2 separate regions of the Homo sapiens genome follow, and region 2 is linked to region 1. Evidence: chromatin contacts called from ENCODE Hi-C or POLR2A ChIA-PET data. All regions are on one chromosome and are shown on one strand. Each heading gives the region's core, a stretch centred on a gene start or an enhancer-like site at or near the end of the contact. The rest is flanking DNA. Distances are from core to core; before and after follow the strand shown.

The links. A loop is a pair of places that touch in the nucleus more often than their neighbours do. ChIA-PET counts read pairs that join two places held with the same protein, here RNA polymerase II (POLR2A). Pooled maps may share reads with other maps.
Region 2: a pooled map shows a loop between it and region 1 (4-fold over the local background). The contact joins two enhancer-like sites. A Hi-C loop is called at or near these places in 1 of 168 maps with a recorded cell type or tissue (endothelial cell of hepatic sinusoid) and 3 of 50 pooled maps. POLR2A ChIA-PET finds 5 or more read pairs at or near these places in 1 of 52 experiments (IMR-90).

Annotation. Positions count from the first base shown.
Region 1 is chr1:39,097,203-39,101,093 of GRCh38, forward strand. It overlaps a transcript of MACF1 not described here. Among named protein-coding and RNA genes, the nearest start is that of NDUFS5, 73 kb to the left of the region's middle. RefSeq lists an enhancer at 1,489-1,578. Within about 2 kb of position 1,514, at least 3 of the 41 ENCODE cell types and tissues checked have a DNase peak (open chromatin) inside an H3K27ac peak, as active enhancers do.
Region 2 is chr1:39,449,158-39,453,419 of GRCh38, forward strand. It overlaps MACF1 (microtubule actin crosslinking factor 1), which reads left to right. Exons shown (of 101, transcript NM_001394062.1): 85 at 1,895-2,054; 86 at 2,999-3,193; 87 at 3,527-3,655. Among named protein-coding and RNA genes, the nearest start is that of BMP8A, 40 kb to the right of the region's middle. Within about 2 kb of position 1,979, at least 3 of the 41 ENCODE cell types and tissues checked have a DNase peak (open chromatin) inside an H3K27ac peak, as active enhancers do.

The DNA.
Region 1 (3,891 bases), core at 264-2,763:
ATGTTCAGGCTCCAGGGGCAGTGTGTCCCTCCTAGCGTTGCTTGGCTGATCCTCTGGTCCTTCCAGCTTGAGGTTCAGGCTCTATCCCCAGAACACACAGAGCTAGGCTAGAGCATATCTGGTTCTGTTCTGCCAGTATAATTAAACTAAATATCCAAAAAATGAATTTCAAGGATTCAATCTTGACAGACTGAAGTCGAGTTGCAATAGGATTCAGGTCCTTAACATCATGGCGGGAGGATAGCACAGTGGCTCATGTCTCTAACCCCAGAACTTTAGGAGGCCAAGGTGGGTGGATCACTTGAGCTCAGGGGTTCAACATCGGCCTGGGTTACATGGCGAAACCCCATCTCTACAAAAAATACAAAAATTAGCTGGGCATGGTGGTGTACACCTGTAGTACAAGCTATCTGGGGGACTGAGGCTAGAGGATCACTTGAGCCTGGGAGGTTGAGGCAGCAGTGAGCCATGTTCATGCCACTGTACTGTAGCCTGGGTGACAAAGTGAAACCCTGTCTCAAAAAAAAAGAAATTCATCAAGGGAATGAGTTCCATTTTTGTTATAGGGGCCTGTGCCCCAGGACTGCCCTGATGCTGGTGAACTGCTTCACGTGACTCTGATCTCAACTGAGAGCATTGGCCACCACTCTCAAGGGCCTCTCCCGGCCTCAGTGATTTGTGCTCTTTCCAGGCTGCCTGTTAGTGCCCCTTTAGAGGTTTCTACCTTGAGATGGTGTTGGATGGGGAGCTGTGGCTTCAAGTGAAGAGAAGTTTCATAGATTAAAAAAAGCCACACCTCACAGTTTGGGGAACCTCCCAATTCCCCAAAGAGTATAGACTGCCTCAGAGGATCCACACAGGGTAAGACCCTGTCCTGCCTCAGAGCAGGAAGAGAGATTGGGTATGGTTCAGCAGGGCTCACATTAGCCTGATTCCTTCAAGAGTGAAGATAAAAACAGTTTTACTGACAAAGAAGCTGGGAGACAGCAGAGGGGCCAATACCTTTTATAACTACTATTGTTAGGTTCTGAATGCCAGCCTTGGCGCTCAGCATCTTACATGCTGTATTTGACCTAATCCTCAAAACAACTTTAGGAGGCAGATGTGCTACAGCAGAGGAAGCAGAAGCCCAGAGAGTTTGGTAACTTGCTCAAGGTCTCCCAGCCAGTAAGGGGCCAAGCTTGGAATGGTGCTAGCTCTGCCTAGGGCAACCCACTGCCTCCCCCATTACAAGGAACAGTAGTTTAATAACAGCTAACATCTGTGTAGCACTTCAAGGTTCACGGAGTGCCTTAACATCCATTATCTCTACTGTGCCTTGGGAAGCCGGTGCGGTGAGGCCTTCCACGCCCCTTTGGGATAGCTGCCTGTCAGGGGTCCAGCCTCTGCTCATTTCTTCCAGGAAGCACTGGAGATTATTTGGAGTTGGCTCTGACGAGCCACGGGAGAGGCCTAGGGAGAGGCTGAGGTGGAGCGACTTGGCCAGTTGCTATGGTAACCCAGATGGCTGAGTAACCATTTTGAGGGTTGCTATGGTGATGGGCTGCTGGTGGCAGGGATCTTGTCTTCCTGGGTGGCTGGCACCCTCCAGGCCTCTTAAATTGAGATGTTGCACTTTCTGAACAGAAGAGGGCAGCATGAGAGCAGGCAAAGGCTTCTTACCCCAGAGCGGATTTGGGAACTTGAGGCAAAGCTTAGAAAAGGTTTCTAGGAGCTGGGCAGAAAGGGAGCTTTGGCTGGTGCCCAAGAGGCTGGTGGAGCTTCACTTCTGAGACTAGAACTAGGTAATTTTCTTCCAAGAGCTGGTCAAAGGATAATGCTTGGGGCTGCCCCTTCAGTGCCTGGCATCAGCTACTATTGGGGAATATAAAAGTTACAGCAGACAGCTACCCTTGCAAGGAGGAATGGAGAGAATATGTGCATGTGTGCACACACACACACTCACTACTAGCAAAGAATTTCTTTTTTTTGAGATGGAGTTTTGCTCTTGTTGCCCAGGTTGGAATGCAATGGCACGATCTAGGCTCACTGCAACCTCTGCCTCCTGGGTTCAAGCGATTCTCCTGCCTCAGCCTCCCAAGTAGCTGGGATTACAGGTGACCACCATCACGCCCGGCTAATTTTTTGTATTTTTAGTAGAGACGCGGTTTCACCATATTGGTCAGGCTGGCCTCGAACTCCTGACCTCAGGTGATCTGCCCGCCCTGGCCTCCCAAAGTGCTGGGATTACAGGCATGAGCCACCGCACCTGGCCTAAGAATTTCTTTATAAAGCATCAGTTAACACATAAAATAATGCAGCATGAACCAAAGGTGAAGAAAAGCTGGGAATAAACTTTCTAGAGGTTGAGGAAGGAGCACTAGCAGAAAGAGAAATAATTTTGTACTTCCCTCTTTCCTCCCTACACATGAAGTGCCCTCAGCCCTTGACCACTGAGTGGACATTGAGTTGGATTCTCAATTGTCTTGAATCAGATCTGGCTCCCTCCCCCAACCCCCATAACAGTTCAATGAGGCATCCATTCCTTCAGCAAATATTTATTGAACATCTACTATGTGCAAAGTATTGTGTTAGGCCCAGTGATGAAGAAAGATGAAATAGATGTCTTTGCCCTCAGGAACCTATGAAGTAGGAGGTTAAGGAGGCAGTGATACAGACATCCACAGTACATGTACCTGGAGTTCAAGACCAACATAGTGAGACCCTGTCTCTATAAAAAATTTTTTTAAAAAGCTGGGCACGGAGGTTCACACCTGTAATCTCAGCACTTTGGGAGGCTGAGGCAGGCCGACTACTTGAGCCCAAGAGTTCGAGACCAGCCTGGACAGTATGGTGAAATCCTGTCTCTACAAATAGCACAAAAATTATCTGGGCGTGGTGGCACCTGCCTGTAGTCCTAGCTGCTGGTGGGTTAATTGGTGGGCGCACTGAGGCAGGAGGATTGCTTGAGCCTAAGAGGCAGAGGTGTCAGTGAGCCAAGATTGTGCCACCGCACTCCAGCCTGGGTGATAGAGTAAGACGCTGCCTCTAAATAAATAAATAGAAAAAAAATTTCACGTCATTTGGGGTGAACTTTCAAGGTAGATTTCAGTAGGTGGAGTTGGGGGATGGGACATTCTAGGCAAAGCCTCAGAGTCTGATTATAGGGAAAGGAGGTACACACAAGGGTGTCATTGGAGATCAGCCTGAAAAGGAAGCTAGATGTCTAAATATGGAAGACTTGGAATTCCAGGCTTAGATAAGGGATGCTGTGAGACAAACATACTCTCTCCTTAAATACTCTAGCCTTCCAGCTAGTCAGTAGTCACAGACAGCCAAGTATTTTAGGATCATCTGGTTCACTCATTCATGCATTTAATCAAAAATTTAGGCCGGGTGCGGTGGCTCATGCCTGTAATCCCAGAACTTTGGGAGGCTGAGGTGGGCAGATTACCTGAGGTCAGGAGTTTGAGACTAGCCTGGCCAACAAGGTGAAACCCCATCTCTACGAAAAATACAAAAATTAGCCGGGGGTGGTGGCAGGCGCCTGTAATCCCAGCTACTCGAGAGGCTGAGGCAGGAGAATGGCTTGAACTCAGGAGGTGGAGGTTGCAGTGAGCCCAGACTGCGCCATTGCACTCTAGCCTGGGTGACAGAGTGAGACTCCGTTGCAAATAAATAAATAAATTAAATTAAATTAAATAAAGTAAACAAATATACAAATGCACGCGCGCGTGTGTGTGTGTGTGTATGTATATTTTTAGAGACCAAATTTTGCCATGTTACCCAGGCTGGTCTTGAACTCCTGGGCTCAAGCGATCCTCCTGCCTCGGCCTCCCAAATTGTTGGAATTACAGGTGTGAGCCACCATGCATAGCATTAAAGAAATAGTTGGCCAGGTGCGGTGGCTCA
Region 2 (4,262 bases), core at 729-3,228, 350 kb after region 1:
AAACAGTAGCTGATAATCATTTAATCCTCATAACCACTGAGGTGGGTACCATTTTTATTCCATTGTACAGATGAGAAAATGACCATAAAGAGGTTCTTAACTCCCCTAAGGTCACTCAGCTACCCTGTTGGCAGAGCTGAGGTTTAAACCATGGCAGTTTGGTTCTAAAAGTTGTACTTTTATCTATTTGTACCCACTATGCCATGCTAAATATTACAATATTGCTACCCTATTTGTACTTTTTTTTGTTTGTTTGTTTGAGACAGAGTCTCACTCTGTCACCCAGGCTGGAGTGCAGTGGCGCGATCTCGGCTCACTGCAAGCTCCGCCTCCCAGGTTCACGCCATTCTCCTGCCTCAGCCTCCCGAGTAGCTGGGACTACAGGCACCCGCCACCACGCCTGGCTAGTTTTTTGTATTTTTAGTAGAGAAGGGATTTCACTGTGTTAGCCAGGATGGTCTCAATTTTCTGACCTCGTGATCCACCCGCCTCAGCCTCCCAAAGTGCTGGGATTACAGGCGTGAGCCACCGCGCCTGGCATTTTTTTTTTTTTTTGTCATGTTGAGACAGGGTCTAGCTCTCTGGCCCAGGCTGGAGTGCAGAACTTACTGCAGCCTCCAACTCCTGGGCTCAAGGGATCCTCCCACCTCAGCCTCTTGAGTAGCTCAGACTATAGGCATGTGCCACCATACCTGGTTAATGTTTTTTGTTTTTGTTTTTGAGATGGAATCTCCCTCTGTCATCCAGGCTGGAGTGCAGTGGCACTGTCTCGGGTCACTGCAACCTCCATCTCCCCGGTTCAAGCAATTCTTCTTCCTCAGCCTCCCAAGTAGCTGGGACTACAGGTGCACACCACCATGCCCAGCTAATTTTTTTTAATATTTTTATTAGAGACGGGGTTTCACCATATTGGCCAGGCTGGTCTGGAACTCCTGACCTCATGATCCACCTGCCTCGGCGTCCCAAAGTGCTGGGATTACAGGTGTCAGCCACCACGCCCAGCCATTGTTTTTTATTTGAGTAGAGACAAGGTCTTGCTATTGTCCAGGCTGTTCTGTAACTCCTGACCTCAAGTGATCCTCCCACCTTGGCCTCCCAGAGTGCTGGGATTGCAAGTGTGAGCCAACACACTTGGCCTGTACTCCAATTTTTTTTTTTTATGAGGTGACTGAGGTTCAAGGAGATGAAGAAACAGCCTAGGGTCACACAACTGATACAGAGCTAGGAGTTGAACTGATTCCAGATCACTACCAAAACTATCATCTTTTACTTAGAGTGGTATATGAGGTGATTAACACAGACCTTGGGTTGTTAGGGTGTGCCTGTGTGTCACTGGGCTATAAGATGCCTAAAGGGTATCTCTACCTGTCCCCTGTGCTACCCTTAATCCATTCTAGAGGGTGGTTTGATTTAAAATGTCTCACCATCTCTCAGTCACTTTTTACTCTATTTCTTTTTTTTTTTTTTTTTTTGAGATGGAATCTCGCTCTGTCTCCCAGGCTGGAGTGCAGTGGTGCAATCTCGGCTCACTGCAAGCTCTGCCTCCCGGGTTCGCGCCATTCTCCTGCCTCAGCTTCCCGAGTAGCTGGAACTACAGGCACCCACCACCATGCCCGGCTAATTTTTTGTATTTTTAGTAGAGACAGGGTTTCACCGTGTTAGCCAGGATGGTCTCGATCTCCTGACCTCGTGATCTGCCCACCTCGGCCTCCCAAAGTGCTGGGATTACAGGTGTGAGCCACCGCGCCCGGCCTTTACTGTATTTCTAACTGTTCTAACATAGAAGTCACTCTCTATATAGGGTTCAAGCAATATTCCCTTTCAGCGAGGCAGAATTGTGGGCCATTTGTAAAAGGAATCCCTAAAAATGGTAGCGTTTGTGTGCATTTCTCAGGCAGCACAAGTTGGAGGAAGCCCTGCTCTTTTCGGGTCAGTTCATGGATGCTTTGCAGGCATTGGTTGACTGGTTATACAAGGTGGAGCCACAGCTGGCTGAGGACCAGCCCGTGCACGGGGACCTTGACCTCGTCATGAACCTCATGGATGCACACAAGGTAGGGGTGAGGTCTGGGCTACATTGGAGTGCAGTGGGTCTTCTGTATATGACTGCCTAGGGTCTTCTACATATGACTGCCTCTGCCCTTCTTTCTAGGGGAGAAAGAGAGCCTGACAGTTGCTTTGTGTGTTTAAACAAACTGTTGCTGAGATTCTGCATTAGTCACAACGAATTTACCAAAATTGGTTTGATTCAGATTTGGCAATGTGTAAACTTCACTTCAAGGTTGCGCCTCTTCCTGTTTGTTTCTCTCAGTTGAGTCACAAAATGGATCTAAATTCCAACGGAAACCCATAAGATAGCCATTTCCACTGACTCCTAAAATGGAAATGAGTGATTTTTTTTTTAAACCACTTCTGAACCTAACAATCCTAACACCAGGCACGCCAATATTTAACATAATCTCTATCTGTCATGTTGAATTATGTAATATCCTCCTGTTTCAGCACAAGCATTTAACTTTACCTTGAAATTACAACAGATTCTTATTATGTGCACAGCAGATGTTTTTATTTCCCATAATTCTGGAAACGTTAGTATAATGGTTACCATTTTACAGATGAAGAAACTGGGCCTTAAGCAACTTTTCAAAATTATGTATCTCCTAAATGCCTGAGCTAGCATTTACAGCCACATTTTCTGGTTGTTTTTTTCTTTCTTTTTTCTTTTTTTCCCCTTGAGATTGGGTCTCGCCATGTTGCCCAGACTGGTCTTGAACTCCTGGGCTCAAGCAGTCCTCTCATCTCGGCTTCCCAAAATGCTGGGATTACAGGCATGAGCCACTGCGCCCGGCCTGGTTGTTTTTTCTTATGCATTGCTCTGCCTCCCTCTATGCATAAAAGACACATGATTAGAACCTACCAAGAAAATTATTATTTCCCAGTGGTTTCTTGGACTCAAAACATTCCTTGAACAAACAAATTCTCCTATTTTCTTTTCTAGGTTTTCCAGAAGGAACTGGGAAAGCGAACAGGAACCGTTCAGGTCCTGAAGCGGTCAGGCCGAGAGCTGATTGAGAATAGTCGAGATGACACCACTTGGGTAAAAGGACAGCTCCAGGAACTGAGCACTCGCTGGGACACTGTCTGTAAACTCTCTGTTTCCAAACAAAGCCGGCTTGAGCAGGCCTTAAAACAAGTAAGGGATATTTGCTGTCCCAACCCAAGGGATAGATCTGAGTGGGTTTATTTGGTTTTTCTTTTACTAGAATCTGTTCCAGTCAGTCTTGAAATAAGTATAACAGAGTTGAAAATTGATATTCTGAATGTTCTATAAAATTTTAATATTCATTTTGAGAAATAATGAATTCAGTTGATTTTCAAAGATCTACAAATGAAAGATAACCTTTGTGGAGTTTTGATGAGGCCATGAAATGTCTGAATGAACACTGGACCCTTTCCCTAGCATGTCCCAGTATCTAGGTCCTTGGCTGCAGAGAGAGGTTGAATCTTTTGTGCTTGGTTATTTCAGGCGGAAGTGTTTCGAGACACAGTCCACATGCTGTTGGAGTGGCTTTCTGAAGCAGAGCAAACGCTTCGCTTTCGGGGAGCACTTCCTGATGACACAGAGGCCCTGCAGTCTCTCATTGACACCCATAAGGTAATCCAGCCTTGGGGTTTGGTGACCTCATGCTACCTACCACCTTGAGGGCTGCCTACCACTAAATGAAAGCAACTTTTTCTTGGAAATATCAGAGCTCACATGAAAAGGAACAAAACCAGAGTGGCCCTAGCTCATTGGTTTAGCAGGAATGAAAGGGAAGCGACTGATGGGTTTTTTGACACCTTAAACAGTAACATTCATTCTTATAAAAGTAATATATGTTGGTTGTAACAAGTTTTTTAAACATGGTATTAAGAAAAATGTTGACTATTTCATCTTCTTTACTCCTCACCTGCATACGCCTTTGTTTGCCTTATGTTACCAGCTTTAGGCCCTGATCTGATCCCCCAGCACCACTTACTAAGCTGTAGAGTATGGTGCAGTGTCTGGGGTCTCAGTCTGTCCTAATGAGGTGGGAAATGTTTCCCTTTTTAAATTTTTATGTTATCCACTCAGAGATTTTAATCATGGATTTGTTATTATATTCTGTTATGGGTATTTTTTAAAATCATGGTTTTTACAACTATAATTATATTTTTCCAATACAAATATGTTTACCAACATGAAATGAAATAGGATATAAATGAGAGTAAATGAAAAATGG